2 separate regions of the Homo sapiens genome follow, and region 2 is linked to region 1. A link is an interaction called in ENCODE POLR2A ChIA-PET data of the cell type or tissue named here. Cell type or tissue: GM12878. All regions are shown on one strand. Links, peaks and the distances in the headings refer to the core of each region. The heading gives the core; the rest is flanking DNA.

Region 1 (4,346 bases), core at 1-4,000:
TGATGGGGAAAAAGACAAAGTAGATATGATTAAAAGAAGAAAAAAAGAAAACCTAATTTGTCACATGCAGAGAAAGTTCAGCCTCTTGAGATAAACAGAATGCAAGGGAGCAAGAAGTCACAGATGAGCATTTCAAAGAAATGTACAAAATGTACTGAATATACCCCCCAAAAAAACCCCAGAAAACAACAAAAGTGATGTACGTCAGAAAGTCTTACATCTAGTTTTGTGTCAAAAACATTCAGACCCTTTACATGCATTATAGCAACACATGCAACAGAAAGCCATATATTGGCAGGAAAATACATTGTTAACATACATTCTTGCTGTACTATAGTTTCTCAGCCTAGACAAATGGACATTTGCAAAGTAGCTGTACTGGAAATATCACGGGTAGAGATACATTTTTTAGGCAATGGCATAAATGTATTAAGAAGTAAAATCTAAAAGGTAATTTCTTCCTAAAGTGTCACAAAGAAGATTTTGAAAAAACATATCTATTTTCTACTTTTATTAATGTGGGTAAGAAAAGAAAGCTAAAGCTACGTATTCTGTGAAAAGGTTTTCTGGTATTATTTGCTATATACCTTGATAGCACATTAAAAAAAATTAAAAGCTACAGGTAACATGAAAAATATTTGAATATGCTTGTGAGTACAAGTTAAATTAACAAATGACAACAAAAATTACAGAAGGCAGTGATACTGGATCCTCTCAGATTAATTAGACTCCTGGTGTTTTCGAAAAAAAATATATCCAACTCCCAAAGCAAGCAATTTAATAAATAAAGAGAAGGCTAACCATAATGAACCACCTGATATACAAGGTAAGGCAACCCACCAATTAATTGTGAAACAATTTATCCAGGGTTGCAATTAAAAGCTTAAATTAAAAAAAAAAAGCAGCCACATGGAATAGTCTAGATTCACTTTCAATTCTATAACCAAGGGTCACCAACTAAACTTCCATTTATATATTTACATATTTAGAATGTTATGAATTTTGAATTTTTCAAAAATAACCCAGAAATATTAACATTTTCATTGTCTTTCTATGCATGGAACACAACAAAAATATAGCTGGTGCAGTTAGTTCCATTTTTGAGAAAGCAATACAGCAAATTACTTGTGAGGAAATAATTACTTTCATAAAAATCCATGAAAAAACTTATTAACAATTAAGATCCACTAGTTTAAGGTGAGAAACCAGTATGACTGTAAAAACTTACTTACATTTATGAAATTATCATTATAAAAATAATTCATTTTTAGATAAGACACTCATACACACATATTTCAACATGTTTATTATAAGTGAATGGCCAGGGTTTGTATCTGCTTCTGTCTGACTGTAACAGAGCAGGGGCCATGCTCACTGCTAAAAACCAGCTTTGTGGCCAGGCGTGGTGGCTCATGCCTGTAACCCCAGCACTTTGGGAGGCCAAGGAAGGTAGATCACAAGGCCAGGAGTTCGAGACCAGCCTGGCCAAGATGGTGAAACCCCGTCTCTACTAAAAATACAAAAATTAGCCAGGCGTGGTGGCACACGCCTGTAAGCCTAGCTACTCGGGAGGCTGAGGCAGGAGAATCACTTGAACCTGGGAGGCAGAGGTTGCAATGAGCCGAGATCATACCATTGCACTCCAGCCTCGGCAACAAGAGCAAAACTCCATCTCAAAAAAAAAAAAAAAAAAAAAAAACCAACCAGCTTTGCAGTAATCCCCAACTAGACAAACTTACACCCTGTTGTTGAGCTGTTTGGCTATATTGCTTGGACCTGGCAGAGGATCCTCAGGTCTGCATACAGGATTAAAGCTGAGACCTTTCTGCACACTGGACTGCTTGGTGTACAGCTGATATGGAATGTAGGAGAGGAGTCGTCCAGCTTTGATGCTGAAACAAAAAGCAACACCAATTTAGAGTTCCATACTTGGTGACAATGAGCTTCATGAAAAATATTCAATGTCCTTAAAGATACAGTATTTCACCAACAACAGGTCATCTGTTTTCCTAGTTTATTCCTTCTTGCTCGGTTTTAGTGGTCCTAATACAATATGATCTTAGAGTGGGGAAAAACTGCAAGCACAGAGCTGAACTAGTCAATATTTTAAACCTCATGACTTTAGTATTTACCACCCTGTCAACAGTTAACAGAGAATCATCAAGACTTCATCAAAATCTCATCTATTAAGGTTTTCCAAGATAAATAAACTGAATAAGGATGCTCAATTTCCAAATTCATGTCAGAAACTGTAAAATAAAAATATAGGACAAAATAAAGAATCTCAACTTCAAGAGTAATAATTTATACTATTTTTATGTATACAAGAATGGTTAAGAGCCAAGGCCATTTGAAGATATGAACTCTACAAGGGCCAAAACTACCATGTACATCCTCACAGCATATCACACAACACCACTCAAATCCAGGGGAACACCAGTGTTCTAACGCTAGGTGGTACTAGCACTGTAACTGAAGTTCCCAAATGTCTGCTTCCTTTTGTACTTCAGAACTAAAACTAATTTGATTGCAGTATCTAAAACTGACATTTTCTTGCTAATAAACTGAGTTATATATGGCTACTCTACCTTTAAAATTATCATTTCACTTCAAATTTAAAAATAACCAATCAATATACTTATGCTATCATCCAAATTTCAAAACAAGCTACTTTAATATTAGAAAATATTTCAAAACAACCTCTGGATTTTAAACCTAAAATATATACCAAGGAATCATCCCTCAGTTATTTAGAAAAAGACTGATAAATAACATGATAAAAATATGTTTCTTATTGTCTCATAAATCCAAGACTTGACATTTTCATTTTCTTAAATGGTGTCACACAAAACTTTTTAAAAAATAATCATTTAAGAAATGACTGAATTGGCTTACAGAATACTAATTAAAAATAACTGAGTCAACAACTTGGAATACAGGAAAACATACTAACAGATTCTAAAAACGGAACTATATATGATACAGAGTATGTCCTTTATATAATTATGTCAATATATATTTAACAATTCTACCTAAAGTACCTTAACCTATATCAAATGCTATAACTATTAAATTATGATGGTAAAGAACATACTATACTAGTCGCAAGACATGTAACCAAATGGATTTATGACCAGGCTAAATGTTTTACCAAAATTCAGGTTACATTCAAAATACATTCAAAATTTCAGGTTACATTCAAATATTAGAATCGAAACCCTAAAATTCGACTATTTTTTACTTTATTCTTCCTCAAACCAACTTTTCTTCCTTTTTTTTTTTTGAGACGGAGTCTCGCTCTGTCGCCCAGGCTGGAGTGCAGTGGCGCGATCTCGGCTTCACGCCATTCTCCTGCCTCAGCTTCCCGAGTAGCTGGGACTACAGGCGCCTGCCACCACGCCCGGCTAATTTTTTGTATTTTTTTAGTAGAGACGGGGTTTCACCGTGTTAGCCAGGATGGTCTCGATCTCCTGACCTCGTGATCCACCCGCCTCTGCCTCCCAAAGTGCTGGGATTACAGGTGTGAGCCACCGCGCCCAGCCCTTTTCTTCCTTTAATAGTTGGTCTCAATTGCCTAACTATAAATCTTTGTTCTGTGGTATTATGTATATCAAACTCACTTGCTTCCCCCACCAAAAGAAGTACAGCTACTTAATACCTGAAATAAAATCCTAACCTTAGCTTTCCATCCTTTATCATAGATAGCTATAACTAAGAGACAAGTAGAGAGTGAAACTACACCCACTGTGCCAGCTGCACATCTCAGGTAAAACCAAAAGTGCAAGGAACAAAACGCCCTATGATCATTCTCGCTTTTCCTGCCCTACTGACAGCATGCTGGAGTGATGCAGACTCTACAGGTACTCTCTATGGTCAGCACTGATCATATACAAGGGTGTCAGGCCTTATCCAGCTCCTAACAAGAGCCATGTGGCCACCCACAGAATTCTTAGGCTTACATAAGTCAGTCCATGGAGACTGCTACAAAATTAGACAGCCAATTTAAATACTGCAAGTCTCAAATCAGATATCCTCAGAGATACTCAATAAAAAGAATTAAAGCCCAATGCACTACAGTAATGTTAGTGAAGTAATGTCAGTTATAATTTGAAGCCTAAACCACTATCTATCAGTTGTATACTCCTAACTACCCCTGCTTGCCCATTTATCTATCTATAGATATATAGACAGAAACATTATCTGAAAGCATATTTGTATAAGACCTTTTTAAAAATCTCTCTGGGATTAATTTCTCACATTTACTATTTCCCCTCTTGTTCTAAGCGCAAAGGAACTGTACTGACATTTTCTACTATTCTTTCAAAACCAAAAGGAGAGGATAATAA
Region 2 (4,400 bases), core at 281-4,280, 80 kb before region 1:
TTCCATCTTCAGTTTTCTCTGTTGTTTCTTTTTCATCCTTCGAATTTGGATAAGCCTCAGAGTAATGGGAAAATCATAGATATTTTTTCTTCTTTCAACTTGTCCCTTAGGCTTTGTAAAGTTAGTAAATGGGTGGTGACTAGTGCCTGTTTCAAGAGCCCCTGGATTCTGCAATTTACAATGATGCGAGATGTGTCTGAGGCCAAGGCCAACCTCTCTTGCTTGTTTGAATTTTATATTCCTGTGAAAAAGACTTTGAAAAAGATTTTGAAATCATTTTGAGATTTTTAAAAAATGTTTACTTAATGAAGCACATGACTCTGGTCTCAATTATAATTCTGTTAATTTTTTCTAACAATGGAAATTTTTTAGCCAACAGAAAACAATGAAGAGGAATTCACCTCAAAAGATAAAAAAAAGAAAGGACAGAAGGGCAAAAAACAGAGTTTTGATGATAATGATAGCGAAGAATTGGAAGATAAAGATTCAAAATCAAAAAAGACTGCAAAACCGAAAGTGGAAATGTACTCTGGGAGTGATGATGATGATGATTTTAACAAACTTCCTAAAAAAGCTAAAGGGAAAGCTCAAAAATCAAATAAGAAGTGGGATGGGTCAGAGGAGGATGAGGATAACAGTAAAAAAATTAAAGAGCGTTCAAGAATAAATTCTTCTGGTGAAAGTGGTGATGAATCAGATGAATTTTTGCAATCTAGAAAAGGACAGAAAAAAAATCAGAAAAACAAGCCAGGTCCTAACATAGAAAGTGGGAATGAAGATGATGACGCCTCCTTCAAAATTAAGACAGTGGCCCAAAAGAAGGCAGAAAAGAAGGAGCGCGAGAGAAAAAAGCGAGATGAAGAAAAAGCGAAACTGCGGAAGCTGAAAGAAAAAGAAGAGTTAGAAACAGGTAAAAAGGATCAGAGTAAACAAAAGGAATCTCAAAGGAAATTTGAAGAAGAAACTGTAAAATCCAAAGTGACTGTTGATACTGGAGTAATTCCTGCCTCTGAAGAGAAAGCAGAGACTCCCACAGCTGCAGAAGGTTGGTTAATACTTTAGAGGAAAGAGCAAAAGGCTTTTGATTCACAGTATAAGTTGTAATCATTGTGCCCCAAGGTCGTTTTGTTATTTGTCCATGGGTATAAAGACACTTGATTGTAAGGAGCCATCTAAAAAATTACGTCTAAGTATTTGACTTGATTTGCATTGTTAATTCTTTACATATATAGTATAAATATCTTTCAGATTATTTATGTACAGACTGGAATTTTTATAGAATTGCATTATGAAAACTATTTTTTTTGCTGTTGATAAAGGCTATAGAAGTTACTTAATGAAAAATTTATTCTTCCTTTCTGATAACTCAGTGTCAGATAATATTTGAATTCTTTCCTGTCTTTAAAAACCTAGTTCAATTTATGAAATTCACAAAGAAATGTTTTCATGAAGTTGCTAATATTTTCTGCTTCACTTAAAACTCAACATGCTAAAATTAGTGTCTTTTAAGCAATAATGAGCCATTTTTTTAACAACCAATTATAAAATAAAAGTTCTAGCTAATTTCTTCCTCTTATTTAGAATGAAAATAGCTAAAGATCAGATGGTTTGCATGGCCATACTATATTCTTAAAACAGTAGTTTTTGGGCTGGGCGCGGTGGTTCACGCCTATAATCCCAGCACTTTGGGAGGCTGAGGCAGATCACGAGGTCAGGAGATATAGACCATCCTGGCTAACATGGTGAAACCCCATCTCTACTAAAAATACAATAATTAGCCGGGCATGGTGGCGGGCGCCTGTAGTCCCAGCTACTCGGGAGGCTGAGGCAGGAGAATGGCGTGAACCCAGGAGGCGGAGCTTGCAGTGAGCGGAGATCGCACCACTGCACTCCAGCCTGGGCAACAGACTGAGACTCTGTCTCAAAAAACCAACAAAAGCAGTAGTTTTTCTTTTGACTGGAAAACTTTTAATGGGAAAATTGACACAACTTTTTTTTTTGAGACGGAATTTCACTCTTGTTGCCTAGGCTGGAGTGCAATGACACGATCTCAGCTCACTGCAACCTCCTCTTTACAGGTTCGAGTGATTCTCCTGTCTCAGCCTCCCAAGTAGCTGGGATTACAGGAGCCCGCCACCATGCCCGGCTAATTTTTGTATTTTTAGTAGAGATGGGGTTTCGTCATGTTCGCCAGGCTGGTCTCGAACTCCTGACCTCAGGTGATCCATGCACCTCAGCCTCCCAAAGTGTTGGGATTACAGGTGTGAGCCACCGTGCCCAGCAACTTTTTTAAATGCTAGCATATTTATTATCTGGATATATTCGAGGAGGAACACCATGAAAGTACCTTCATAGCTTTTAATTCTTTAGAGTTCTTGGAGTATAACTACCTATATTTTTGTATTTTATCCTACTAATACCCCCTAAAGTGGACATCATTCTCATTAACTCCATCTTGTAGAAGTGAAATTAGCTACAGAACTTACGTGGGTGTTAGTTCATTCTGATTGTTAGAACTTCATATAAGCATCTGTTGGACACCAGCCACTCAGGTACCATGGATTTAGAGATACATTAGGTACAGGATTGCCCTTTTGCTGCTGACAGTATCCTTCTGTCTTACTGTATTCCTCAGGACATCTGAGACCAACATCAGTATTGCAGACTTCTCAGGAGGCCATCTGTGAGTTATTCTGAGCTATTCTAGTTACCAAAGTGCTCAGGATGCCTTGATGCCTGTAGAACTTAGCCTGCTGCTGGCATCGGCCTTGGCCCATTATGGTCCTTGAATTGTGGTTGGGTTTTGCTCGTCATCACCACAGGGAATTGTTTTTTCATTTCAATGCTTTGCCTTTATTCTTTTTGGTAGATGACAATGAAGGAGACAAAAAGAAGAAAGATAAGAAGAAAAAGAAAGGAGAAAAGGAAGAAAAAGAGAAAGAGAAGAAAAAAGGACCTAGCAAAGCCACTGTTAAAGCTATGCAAGAAGCTCTGGCTAAGCTTAAAGAGGAAGAAGAAAGACAGAAGAGAGAAGAGGAAGAACGTATAAAACGGCTTGAAGAATTAGAAGCCAAGCGTAAAGAAGAGGTATGTTTTCATGAAGTTGGTAACATTGATATTGTGTTTAACTTAAAATCTATTCTCTGTAAAATATCTTTACTCTTCTAATTCTGAAAATTTCATAGTTGCATGGTAATTCAGTTATATTATTGTTCCGATACAAATAATAAGATGAAGAGGTACAGCACATCTTATCTTTATTTTCTCAAGAACAGATTGCTCGATACATAAGTTGCTTATGTATCATTGCCAATAATCTGATGTGATATTAATTAATAATCATGTATAACATTTAAAATACTTTGATTTGGAATCTCCTAACATAATACTTTGCATGTGTCTCAAGAGATTTATTTGAAGTTTGGATTGTTTACATTTGAATTTTATAGTTCATTAAATGAATACAGGTTTTGTCTGACATGTACTCTTTTATAGGAACGATTGGAACAAGAAAAAAGAGAAAGGAAAAAGCAAAAAGAAAAAGAAAGAAAAGAACGCTTGAAAAAAGAAGGGAAACTTTTAACTAAATCCCAGAGAGAAGCCAGAGCCAGAGCCGAAGCTACTCTTAAACTGCTACAAGCTCAGGGTGAGTGGTACTCTTCATTAACTGAATGGTCAGAGAGCTCTGCACATGCAGTTATATCCCTTAATGTTCAGAAGGAGAATGGAATTTGCATCAGGACAGTTCCTATGAAAAATCTGTGAAAAAGTTCAGTAAAACGTAAGGAATAGGTGATGTCATTTCATTGTTTAGGAAGATGACATCTACATGAGGATAAAAATTTATATGTAAATGATAGTATGTCTAAATAAGTTATCCTCCCACAAACAAGAATAGTGATAATAATAGAATGAGTCCCTGTGTACCTATCAGCCAGCTTCAACAATTAGGACCATTTGACATTCTTGTTTTGTACCTCTCCATCTACTTTTTATCCTAGCATGTTTTAAAGTGAATCCCAAAAAATAAAAAAGAAATACAGTGATTCCCAGACAGCATATTAGTTTGCCCACATGACCACGGTGAAAAAGTATTCATGACCATTTTTTTTTAACCCTTTCCTTACTTTCTGATGCAACAAGATATCCCAGGTTCATCTTGCATGGGCTGAGACCTGGAATCGGTTGTTTATCCAAAGAGCTTTTGTTCCTTTTAGAGGGTAATAGTGTTTAGAGATCACAACTGGGCATATAATTTATTACTTTTTTGAAAGGTAAGGTGATTTAAAATAGTGTCTTTGCTCCAATGAGAAGAATATATTGGGACCTCTCTTAAATTTCCTGCTCCTATATTCCCTAGATTTTTATATTACAGTCATTTTGGTGTTTATGCTATAATT

The links. Peaks named below come from ENCODE experiments on the same cell type or tissue, not always from the same donor. Only the 100,000 strongest peaks of a DNase experiment are listed, where the experiment ranks them.
Region 2: POLR2A ChIA-PET joins it to region 1 with 6 read pairs; 3 of 35 experiments call an interaction of 5 or more read pairs at or near these places.

Annotation. Positions count from the first base shown.
Region 1 is chr2:99,440,578-99,444,923 of GRCh38, forward strand. It overlaps REV1 (REV1 DNA directed polymerase), which reads right to left. Exons shown (of 23, transcript NM_016316.4): 5 at 1,740-1,892. Among named protein-coding and RNA genes, the nearest start is that of REV1, 47 kb to the right of the region's middle. In GM12878, for the core only: no CTCF peak of the experiment used is centred there; a DNase peak (open chromatin) is centred at 2,451.
Region 2 is chr2:99,360,776-99,365,175 of GRCh38, forward strand. It overlaps EIF5B (eukaryotic translation initiation factor 5B), which reads left to right. Exons shown (of 24, transcript NM_015904.4): 4 at 373-1,045; 5 at 2,870-3,087; 6 at 3,496-3,646. Among named protein-coding and RNA genes, the nearest start is that of EIF5B, 26 kb to the left of the region's middle. In GM12878, for the core only: no CTCF peak of the experiment used is centred there; no DNase peak of the experiment used is centred there.